2 separate regions of the Homo sapiens genome follow, and region 2 is linked to region 1. Evidence: chromatin contacts called from ENCODE Hi-C data. All regions are on one chromosome and are shown on one strand. Each heading gives the region's core, a stretch centred on a gene start or an enhancer-like site at or near the end of the contact. The rest is flanking DNA. Distances are from core to core; before and after follow the strand shown. Region 1 has its middle 10 kb from the start of MIR5703. Region 2 overlaps DOCK10 (dedicator of cytokinesis 10).

Evidence for each region. Hi-C counts contacts between places; a loop is a spot of excess contacts on that map. Pooled maps may share reads with other maps.
Region 2: a pooled map shows a loop between it and region 1 (10-fold over the local background). The contact joins two enhancer-like sites. A Hi-C loop is called at or near these places in 10 of 50 pooled maps.

The regions. Positions count from the first base shown.
Region 1 is chr2:227,459,710-227,464,609 of GRCh38, forward strand. No RefSeq gene overlaps it. Among named protein-coding and RNA genes, the nearest start is that of MIR5703, 10 kb to the right of the region's middle. RefSeq lists enhancers at 610-699, 2,962-3,021, 3,922-3,981. Within about 2 kb of position 2,547, at least 3 of the 41 ENCODE cell types and tissues checked have a DNase peak (open chromatin) inside an H3K27ac peak, as active enhancers do.
Region 2 is chr2:224,925,433-224,930,332 of GRCh38, forward strand. The region is part of intron 2 of DOCK10 (dedicator of cytokinesis 10); the gene reads right to left. Among named protein-coding and RNA genes, the nearest start is that of MIR4439, 83 kb to the right of the region's middle. Within about 2 kb of position 2,304, at least 14 of the 41 ENCODE cell types and tissues checked have a DNase peak (open chromatin) inside an H3K27ac peak, as active enhancers do.

The sequences.
Region 1 (4,900 bases), core at 1,297-3,796:
TCTCTACTAAAAATACAAAAATTAGCTGGGTGGGGTGGTGCATGCCTGTAATCCCAGTTATTCGGGAGGCTGAGGTGGGAGGATAGCTTGAACCCAGGAGGCAGAGACCACAATGAGCTGAGATCTCACCACTGCACTCCAGCCTGGGTTATAGAGTGAGACTCCATCTAAAAAAAAAAAAAAAAAAAAAAGAAGGTATCTTTTCATGCAATCATATACCCTATGTATGATGCTCACAGCTGGAAGATGCAGCAAAATACTCTTCAAATGGCAACTTCTAGATCTTATAGAGAATGGACCCATATTTATCAGATTTGAAGATGTTTAAAATAGACCAAAAATGTAACCTGTATAAAAAAGGAGAAATAGGGGTTGTTAAAATTTCCCTGAAAGCCCATGTGTAATAAAAATGAGTCATTATTCTAGAGGGTTTCCTGCCTTTTAAGGGCTGTAAATCAGAAGCAATGCTTATGGGAGACAAGGCCACGCTCCCCAGGTCTCCTGGGGGCGGCGGCAGCAGCACCCTCGTCCTGGCTGTGGTCCACGGTGCCTGGCTGCGACTAAGGCTGCAGAATGTTGAGTTGCTGTTCTGCGGTTTTGCCACATTCATCAAATGTGGTTATTGTCAACTAGATAAAGTATAGTACGGTGATTATGAGCACAGTTTCTGAATCAGACTGTCCAATCCTGGATCTCCCCTGGGAGCTTGAGCAAGCAACTTAATTTTTCTGTGCCTCAGTTTCTTTACCTGTAAAATAGAAATAATCCTATCACCTACTTCATAAAGTTCCTATGAGGATAAAGTGATTTAATGTATGAACAGCACTTAGAACAGTGTCTGGCAGATAGTAAGCATTCTATGTACTTGGATAGTAATAGCATTCCAAATATTACTTATCCAATCCATAGTATTGGATATGTAAAAGCATAGAAAAAAGGTCTGGAAAGGTAACGATGTGCTGCGACTGCTGGACGAGGCGATGTGAATGGGAGAGTGTGAGCTGTGGGCTGGGGAACTTTTGGCTTTACTGGCTGTGTTAGCTTCCCAGGGCTTCTGTAACAAACTGTCACAAGCTAGGTGGTTGAAAATAACAGGGATTTATGCTCACAATTCTTTATGCTACAGGTGAGGAATCAAGGAATCAGCAGGTCCAAAGGCTCTAGGGAAGAATCCTTCCTTGCCTCTTCCAGTTTCTGGTGGTCCTAGGTGTTCCTCGGCTCGTGGCAGCATGACTCCCACCTCTGCCTCCATCATCACATGGCCTTCCTCCCCGTATGTCTGTATGTGTCCTCTCTTCTTCTCATAGAGACACTAGTCATTGGATTTAGGGCCCACTCTAAATCAGAATGATTTCATCTTGAGTTCTCCAATGAATCACATCTTCAAAGGTCCTATTTCTAAATAAGGTCACATCCTGAGGTTCTGGTTGAATGTGAAGTTTTAGGAGATGCTTCAACTCACTATACCAGCATTGTTTTGTTTTGTTTTGCTTTCTTTTAAAAATGAGATTATATTCATGTATTACTTAGGATTTTTTTTTTTTTTTTTTTTTTTTTGAGACAGAGTTTCACTCTGTTGCCCAGGCTGGAGTGCAATGGTGCAGTCTCGGCTCACCGCAAACTCTGCCTCCCGGGTTCAAGCAATTCTCCTGCCTCAGCCTCCCGAGTAGCTGGGATTACAAGTGTGCGCCACCATGCCTGGCTAATTTTGTATTTTTAGTAGAGATGGGTTTCTCCATGTTGGTCAGGCTGGTCTCGAACCCCCAGTCTTGGGTGATCCACCCACCTCAGCCTCCCAAAGAGCTGGGATTACAGGCATGAGCCACTGTGCCTGGCCCTACTTAGGATATTAAACAACAAAATGAAACAAGAAAATATATATATAAAATATAATATACATTATACTATGGGAAGCTAATGTATACATGTATACACTTGCTTATTCTGTCTAGGTTGTAGAGGAGGTTGTTGATGGGAAAAGAGGGAAATACAATGATTGCTAACACTTGTAGAATGCTTACTATCTGCCAGACATTGTTTTAAGTGCTTTTCGTATATTAAATCACTTAATCCTCATTGGAACCTTATGAAGTAGGTGGTATGATCATTTCTATTTTATAGGTGAAGAAACTGAAGCACAGAAAAGTTAAGTTGCTTGCTCAAGCTCCCAGGGGAGATCCAGGCTTGGACAGTCTGATTCAGAAACTTTGCTGATACCACCATGCTGTACTGTCCTTCATGTATGGGCACACATAGGCGATACAGGTCTGAGTCAAGAAAATTTGACATCACTTCCTAAACACACACACTCTCCTTTTTCTCCCCAAATAAAGCATCTATAAATGAATGTTGTTTCTGTGGTTAGATGTGTTTGGAGAATTTTATCTGCAGAATCTTCCAAACTGAACATTGTCTGATATTTACTTAGAAGAAATAAAAACTTCCATGAACTGAGTGAAAAATAGTTGTTCATGTATATCACTGATTGCTGTTCAGATCACTTAGAGCACAATGGATTTCAACCAGTCAAAGTGCAGCAATGCTCTGAGCAAAGGGTAGCCGCACACAAGGTGGTTCACTTAACGGCAGCTTCTGGCAAATTGCAGCTAAACTGCAGTTCCAGTTGACTTGGTAACTTACAAACAGCACACGCTGAATGGAAAAGGAATTGGTATACCATATTTAAAACAATGAGAATAATGATAGCAGTGCTTCCATTAATGCCAGATGCTGTGCTGAGTACATTTTCTTACTCTGTTCTTACTGTAACCTTCTGAATCATTAATGCCCCAGAGGTGGGGTGGTGACTAATGATAAACTGATAAGGGTATCCTTATGGTAAAAATGGCCATGACCTTGTTCCTGTAAAGTTGCTCCAGGGACTTCCCCACTCATAAGCGGACTTGGAATTTTCGCCGTAAGTCCTTTGCTATAAGTTCTACGCACATTCAACAGGGACACCTCTGTGTAGCAAGTTACCTAAATGAATATTCAGGCTGTTTTCACTCTGGGAACTTGGTATGTGTAAATTTTCAGGTAATTTCCCTCATTTGAATAACTTCTTGAGTGAAAACAGGTCCTTCAAGTGCACATCCTGGAGCCCCGGGGCTGGCATAGCATCCTTATAAAGCAGAAACCTCAGGCTAACAGAGCCCAGTTATGTCCTGGGATGTTTGTATTCCTAGAGCCCAGCTCGAGACCAGGAAGTGCCTCCTAGGTTTTCCTGTTTCCATGTGGCCTTGGTTTGGATTCACAAGAAAAGGATTCAACAGAGTACAGTGCTGACTGTACCGGTTAAATTATGGCCTCTAAAGTCCAACCACTGGCCTTCCAATCCCAGCTCCATCACTTCCCAGCTATGTGACCTTGGCAAGCCCTCAACTCGGGAGCCTTAGTTTCTTCATCTGTAAAATGGATATAACAATAAAATCTATGTCCAAAGGCTGCTGTGAGTATTAACTGGGTGCTTAGTCAACCGGGAAACATTAGTCACTGGTATTGGGGGATCAACGGTGGAGCTCTATGCAATCGATTCTCTTCTCAGGGGATGGGGTATGATGGCAACATCAGTCAACTGGGCTCAAGGGAATTACTTTGCACTCAGTTCAGCACATGCTGTCTAATGAGCCATTGCCTATCTGCCAGCATTTGTTGAGAAATACAAAAAGAAAGAGAGGAGGTTTTTTTAGAGACCCACTTTTAAAATACCCCCATCTGACCCCTTCAAAATGGAGGGCTGATGGGTAGCGTCCATTTTCCTTTTCTGTAGGCCCAGCAAGCCCCACTAATGTTTCTTTTCTGATAACTAAAGCAGGTTTCTCTCCCCACAGGGGCCTCTTTCTTTCCCCTGAACCAGAAGGGAAGATCCCCTTTCTCTTTTCAGTAATGGGCAAGAACAAAGTTCCATTGACAACGTGAATGGAGCATTTCTTACCCTGGACTCTCTTCGCACTGCAGAGGCAGGGACCTTTTCTCTCCCGCTTGGCTTCTGAAGATTATGATTCAAGTCCTCTACAGGCGACTAGGGCAGCCCAGGAATCCTGATTCTGGCACGAACTGACCAAGGGAGGGAGGCTGCTTGGTTGCAGAGCCTCCATGCACAGAAGTCCACTTACCTGTGACTTCTGATATGTGCAACCCCGAGAATTTCCCCTGCTTCGCCTACTCTGGGCCTCCCCTAACCACCCAGTAGCATCCTCTCCTTTCACATGCTATTACCTTACCCTGCTTCATTTTCCTTTAGAGCACTTAGCATCACCTGGTCCATTATATTAATTTGTTTGTCTGTTCTCCCTCCCAACGGAACATAAACCCCAGGAAAGTAGATGTTGTCTTGTTCATTGCTGAATCCCCAGTGTCTGGCACAGTGCCTGGTAAAGAGTAGATACTCAGTAAATATTCACTGAATGAATGAAGAAAGGCAGGCTGAAAGCTACTTCTGGTTTCCCTCTAAAATAAAAAAAAAATGTCTTTCTGATAAATGGATAACTAAAGTCAGGTTGCAATGGTTTTGGGCTTTTAGAATGGCCTGAGTTTGGATCAGTCAATCAACTGATGCAATTTATGAGCGATCTTTTATAGCCCAGCAAAGTAGAGACACAGAAGGATATGACCTGGTCCCTGCTCTCTGAGTGCACAAAATTCAGCTCACAAATGACAGTGGAAAATGAACCGAGGTAAAAGAAAAAGTCTCCAACAACACGGACAGCTGGAGGGCAGGTCTGCAGTTTCTCTGTTTTTCCTGGCATCTCTAAGGAAAGAGAAGCCAGGTATCCACCTGTCAGTGCCACAGCCACTGGTGGTAAGGGATGTGTGCCATTCAGGTGTCTAGCTTCTACATCCCTGGTGCTCTCTGTAGAGTATGCCCAGAAACCACACTGGTATTTCCAGGAAGTATACA
Region 2 (4,900 bases), core at 1,054-3,553, 2.5 Mb before region 1:
TGACCTACTAATATGAAGATGGAATTTGAGAAGATAATGAGACTCTTAGGTGACTGTAGTCATGTGACATAGACTTTTGACTTTGAAAATTGCACTGCCCGGTGTTGAAAGTCTAACTGTTCAAGTGTAAGGTCTGCTTCTTATTCGTATTGGTGTCCTGGATATAAACAGCTTAGATCACCAAAGGTGGTCCATGAAGGTAAATTGAAATAGAGTTTTACTGGTGTGGACAAAATTGAAGTATAGTTGATAGGTGGTCTTCCTACACAGTGTACAGTCTTACCAGCTTTCAGACATCAGAACTTTCTTATTTATGGTTTTGTACTTCCCAGAAATGATCCCATCTCAGGCTTTCTACATCTTTTGCTCAGGAAGAAACTCATTTCTGACTTTCTCAACTTTTTTTCTGCTATTTTGCATCAGTCTTTTCTTAAACTGAATCATTTGACAATATGATTCAATGTGTCCTTGAAACCATTTTTCTTAGCCCTTGCTTTCTTTTCTTACTTTCTTTGCCACTTTACTGAGTCACACACTTTGGTGACTAAGTTCTTTATTTTTTGTTTTGTTTTAAAGTTTCTATTACTACCAGCTTGAAAAAGAAAGATGAAAAAAAGTAGCAAATACAATTATTGAAGCAGTACAAGTTTTTGCAATGAATGGCTTAATAAATACATCAATACTGCTTATTTTAGTGAATCATTAGGACACATGTAGTGCAGGAGTTCATACTGCTTAGTCCCAGAACCCACATACAAGGAGGACTAGCTTCTACCTGGTGTGCCAAAATAAAGGAAAGTGCTTCTGTGTCAGGCCCTCAACCTGGAAGAAAACTATTTTAATTCAATGTTTGATAATCTATTGAATGCCTATGAATCAGACATTGTGTTGGGTACTTGAAGTACAGATATGAACTGATTTGTCCCTTGTCTAGTAACAGAAAGGAAGTGAATGAGTAAGTGAAGAAGTACACTAAAGTGTTAGAGGGCTGGGTGCAGTGGCTCACGCCTGTAATCCCAGCACTTTGAGAGGCCAAGTTTGAGGCTGCAGTGACTTCCCACTACACTCCAGCCTGGATAACAGAGCGAGACTCCATCTCTTTAAAAAAAAGTGTTAAAAGGAGGAAACTAAGCTTTGCTGATATCAGCTATGAGCCAGGCACTATGTTAGAAGGAATGGGCCTCTTTAAAAAGGGAAACGTGTTCTTAGTGCTGTTTTTTAAGGTGATATGTTGAGTTGAGTTGTGCCAAAGCAGGAAGTATTTTCCTTACCATCAAGCAAAGCCAATTACTTCATCCTCTTTGTTCTCAAGAATTTTGTTTCAGAAAAGCCTTTTGGTTCCTCAAGGTACTCAAGGGATCAACATTATGTTATAAAATAGCAATCTAGATGTTTCTGAAAGATAATTCATGAAATAAATATTTATTTTCCATCTGCTTTGTGCCAAGTTCTGCTTTAGCTGCTGAAAATCTTTCAACAATCAAGACAGAAGAAGTCTCTGTCCTGCTAGAGGCTACTGTCTAACAGTGAGAAACAAGTGACAGAGGAGTGAAAAAGCAAACCAAGATATTTCCCAGTGGTGATAAGTGTTATCAAGAGAAGCAGGTGGGGTCATGTTATAAAGTAACTGGGTGTGAGGGCAATGTAGCTTGGAAGTCAGGGATGCTTCTTTGTAGAGGTGACATTTAAACTGAGTTGTGACTGAAAAATAGGAACCAGCTATACAGAGAGTGTAAAGGCCCTACCGAGAGGATGAGCTTGGCAAGTTGGGGGAACAGAAAGAATGCTTGATGTCTGTGCAGTGACTGAGGAAAGTAGGCTAGATGAGAGCTCAGAGAACATGGGGAACCAGATGACAGGGGTTATGGGAGGAGCTGGATTTGACTCTTAAGGCAATGGGAAGCCACTGAGAAGTTTTAACCAGAGGCATGGCGTTATCTAATTTGTGTTCCTAACAGCTTCCATTGAGTACTGTGTGTGAACGAATCAAAGCGGAGCAAAGAAGAAAGCAGGAGGACCAGTTACAAAACCACTTCTTGGAGGGGAGGTATGGTCCAGGCAAATGAGGGTATTTGTGGCTTGGGACAGCAGAGTGAATAGAGAAAAACTTTTAATATATACAGTCACAATATAAGAATACTGCCTTGGTGAAAAGTAATCTTTCTCGTGTACCAGATACCAGACGAAGTCTCTGATTCTCGGTATTTCTTAACCATAAGCATTCTAAATCAACTTGCTTTTTCATCCATAAAAGGGCATGAGCTCCTTAAACACAGGGCTTTTGCTTTTCTTGTCAGTCTCACTAGTCTAGGAAGTGCTGTTCTATATTCAGCAGCTCGTGGGTGCTGAATAAATATTGATTAAACAAACCGAGTAATGAATCATGTGTGCTGCAAGTGTGGGTGCTTGGTAACGTGGAAACATACAAGTGAGCTGGATTCTCCAATCTGCAGGGCAGAAACTGGATGAAAGACATTTAGAGGTGGGGGTGGGAAGCTTGGAGCGGCCCCTCTCCTTCCATCCCTCAATGCCTTGGGATTGGGGTGGTCATTCTATGACCACTTCACATTGACTCCGTGGAGATTGACTCCACACACCCCAGAGGAGCCTCACCCACTGCTGAAGGGAGAGCTGATGAAATGACATGCTTGCTGACTGCATGGACACTTCCTGTTGGTGCGCCACGTCCCTAAAATGTGACATAGGCTGTGGGTGAAGCAGGTAACATCAGAGATTTACAGACACGCCTATATTCCACAAAGAGTGTGAGGATAAAAACCAAAAATGCATGCAGTTGTACTCTATGTCAGCCAACTTTTTCTGTAAAGCGTCAAAGAATAAATCTTTTCCGGCTGAATGTCTCTGTTGCTTCTACTGCAACTCTGTTGCAACCCTGCCTTTACATCATGAAAGCAGCCACTGACAAGAGGTCAAGGAATGGTGTCCGTGTTCAATAAAACTTTCTTTATGGGTATCAGAATTTGAATTTCAGATAATTTTAATGTGTTTTGAAATATCATCTTTTTTTCCCTAAGCTATTTTAACAACCATAAAAACCATTCTTAGCTCATGGGACATAAAAAATAGGCAGCAGGTCACCCATGGGCGACAGTTTGCCAAGCTGTACTCTGTAGAGCAGTTAAAATGAGGAACAATCTCCACTATTATTCAAAAATAGGCAATTTTATGTAGAGATAATATCTAACACTATCCTTTTGTTTGTCAGTTGCTTAATGCAAATTAAAATTTAGCCATTTGGAGGATGTGACATTTGCTGATAGTAAGGATTAGGTAGCATTGAAAATCTCTTGGGCAGAGATTAATTGGAAATGATTCTTTGGATCACACTCCCCACTTTGTCTAGGCCTTGTTTTGTGTTTTCCACACAGAGCCCAGATGAACTTTTAATATTTAGGAATCCACACTCAGTCATTTGTTTTCCTTCTTGAAACACTCCTGTGACTTGCCCTTGCCTATAGTTAGAATAAGATGCAAACGCCTTATCCTGTCCAGCCATACCAATCTCCAATCTTGGAGCTCTTCAGGGCCTTTGCACCAGCTACCCCTTTAGCCTGAAACATGCTTTCCCCAGCATGGCTGATCCTTCTTGAGAACTCAGAACTCAGCTTAAATGTCGCCTTCTTAGAGAGGCTTGTCCCTGGTCACCTAGACCAACACAGCTCTTACCCTACTCAGATTCTATCATCAGATTCTGCCTAGTTTTATTTTCCTCATAGAATTGGTCTTTATCTGAATTATCTGGTAAATTAATTGGTTTACCTTTTTGTTTGGAATAAGTAAATCTTTAATAAGTAAACCCACCAAAAGGTAAGCTCCCTTAGAACCCCAGGTGATTTCTGTCTAATCACTCCTGTCTCCATTCATCAAATAATGCCCAGTATTCAGTATTATACATCATGTATTTGCTGAATGAATAAAGGAAGGAAATGGTTTGGGGTGTGTTATAGAATAGTATGTTTGGAACTGTGCTGATCTTTTACCCCAGTTGGGAATGAGGGTGACGGTGTATGATGGGCCGGGATGGGGTGGGAGAGGGTAGGCTATGGCTTTGAGAAATGGGCAAGGACCACATCTCGAAGCAGGCATTGGGTCATGCCGAGGTGATTGCACTTCATTTTGAAGGCAGTGGGGGAGCCACAGAAGGGTTTTAAGCAGCCATGGAATAAAATAGTTCAGTGTATTTATTGGAATGTTCACACTGGAAAAACAAAGAGTTATTCTTGTATTGTCTGTTACGCTGCCAAGAATGATAAAGATCAAGGAGTAATCAGAGACACTCCTCAATTTAAATGAGCATGGGAAGATGCCAAAACTTTACAGCCCATCTACCTGCATCCTCCACTCTCTTTTTGAGCTGGGAGGCCTTGAAGTAGCATTTGACATATTTTTGAAGGACATAACTAGGAGAAAAGATGCTCCTGGATTCATGATTTTTGGTGGTGTTTGACATAAAGAGGCTGTTCAAGGCTGGACGTGGTGGCTCACCCCTGTAATCCCAGCACTCTGTGAGGCCGAGATGGGTGGATCACTTGAGGTCATGAGTTCAAGACCAGCATGGCCAACATGGCAAAACCCCATCTCTACTAAAATTACAAAAATTAGCCGGGTGTGGTGGCATGCACCTGTAATCCCAGCTACTTGGGAGGCTGAGGCAGGAGAATCACCTGAACCCAGGAGGTGGAGGAGGTTGCAGTGAGCCAAGAATATGGCACTGCACTTCAGCCTGGGTGACAGAGTGACACTCGGTAAAAAAAAAAAAAAAAAAAGAAAGAAAGAAGAAAGAAAGAAAGAAAAAGACTGTTCATCAGGTTAATCTTCAGTCTGAAAAATGAAAATGAGGATGTGGAATTTAAAAAAATGCGGTTTAACTTTATGCTTG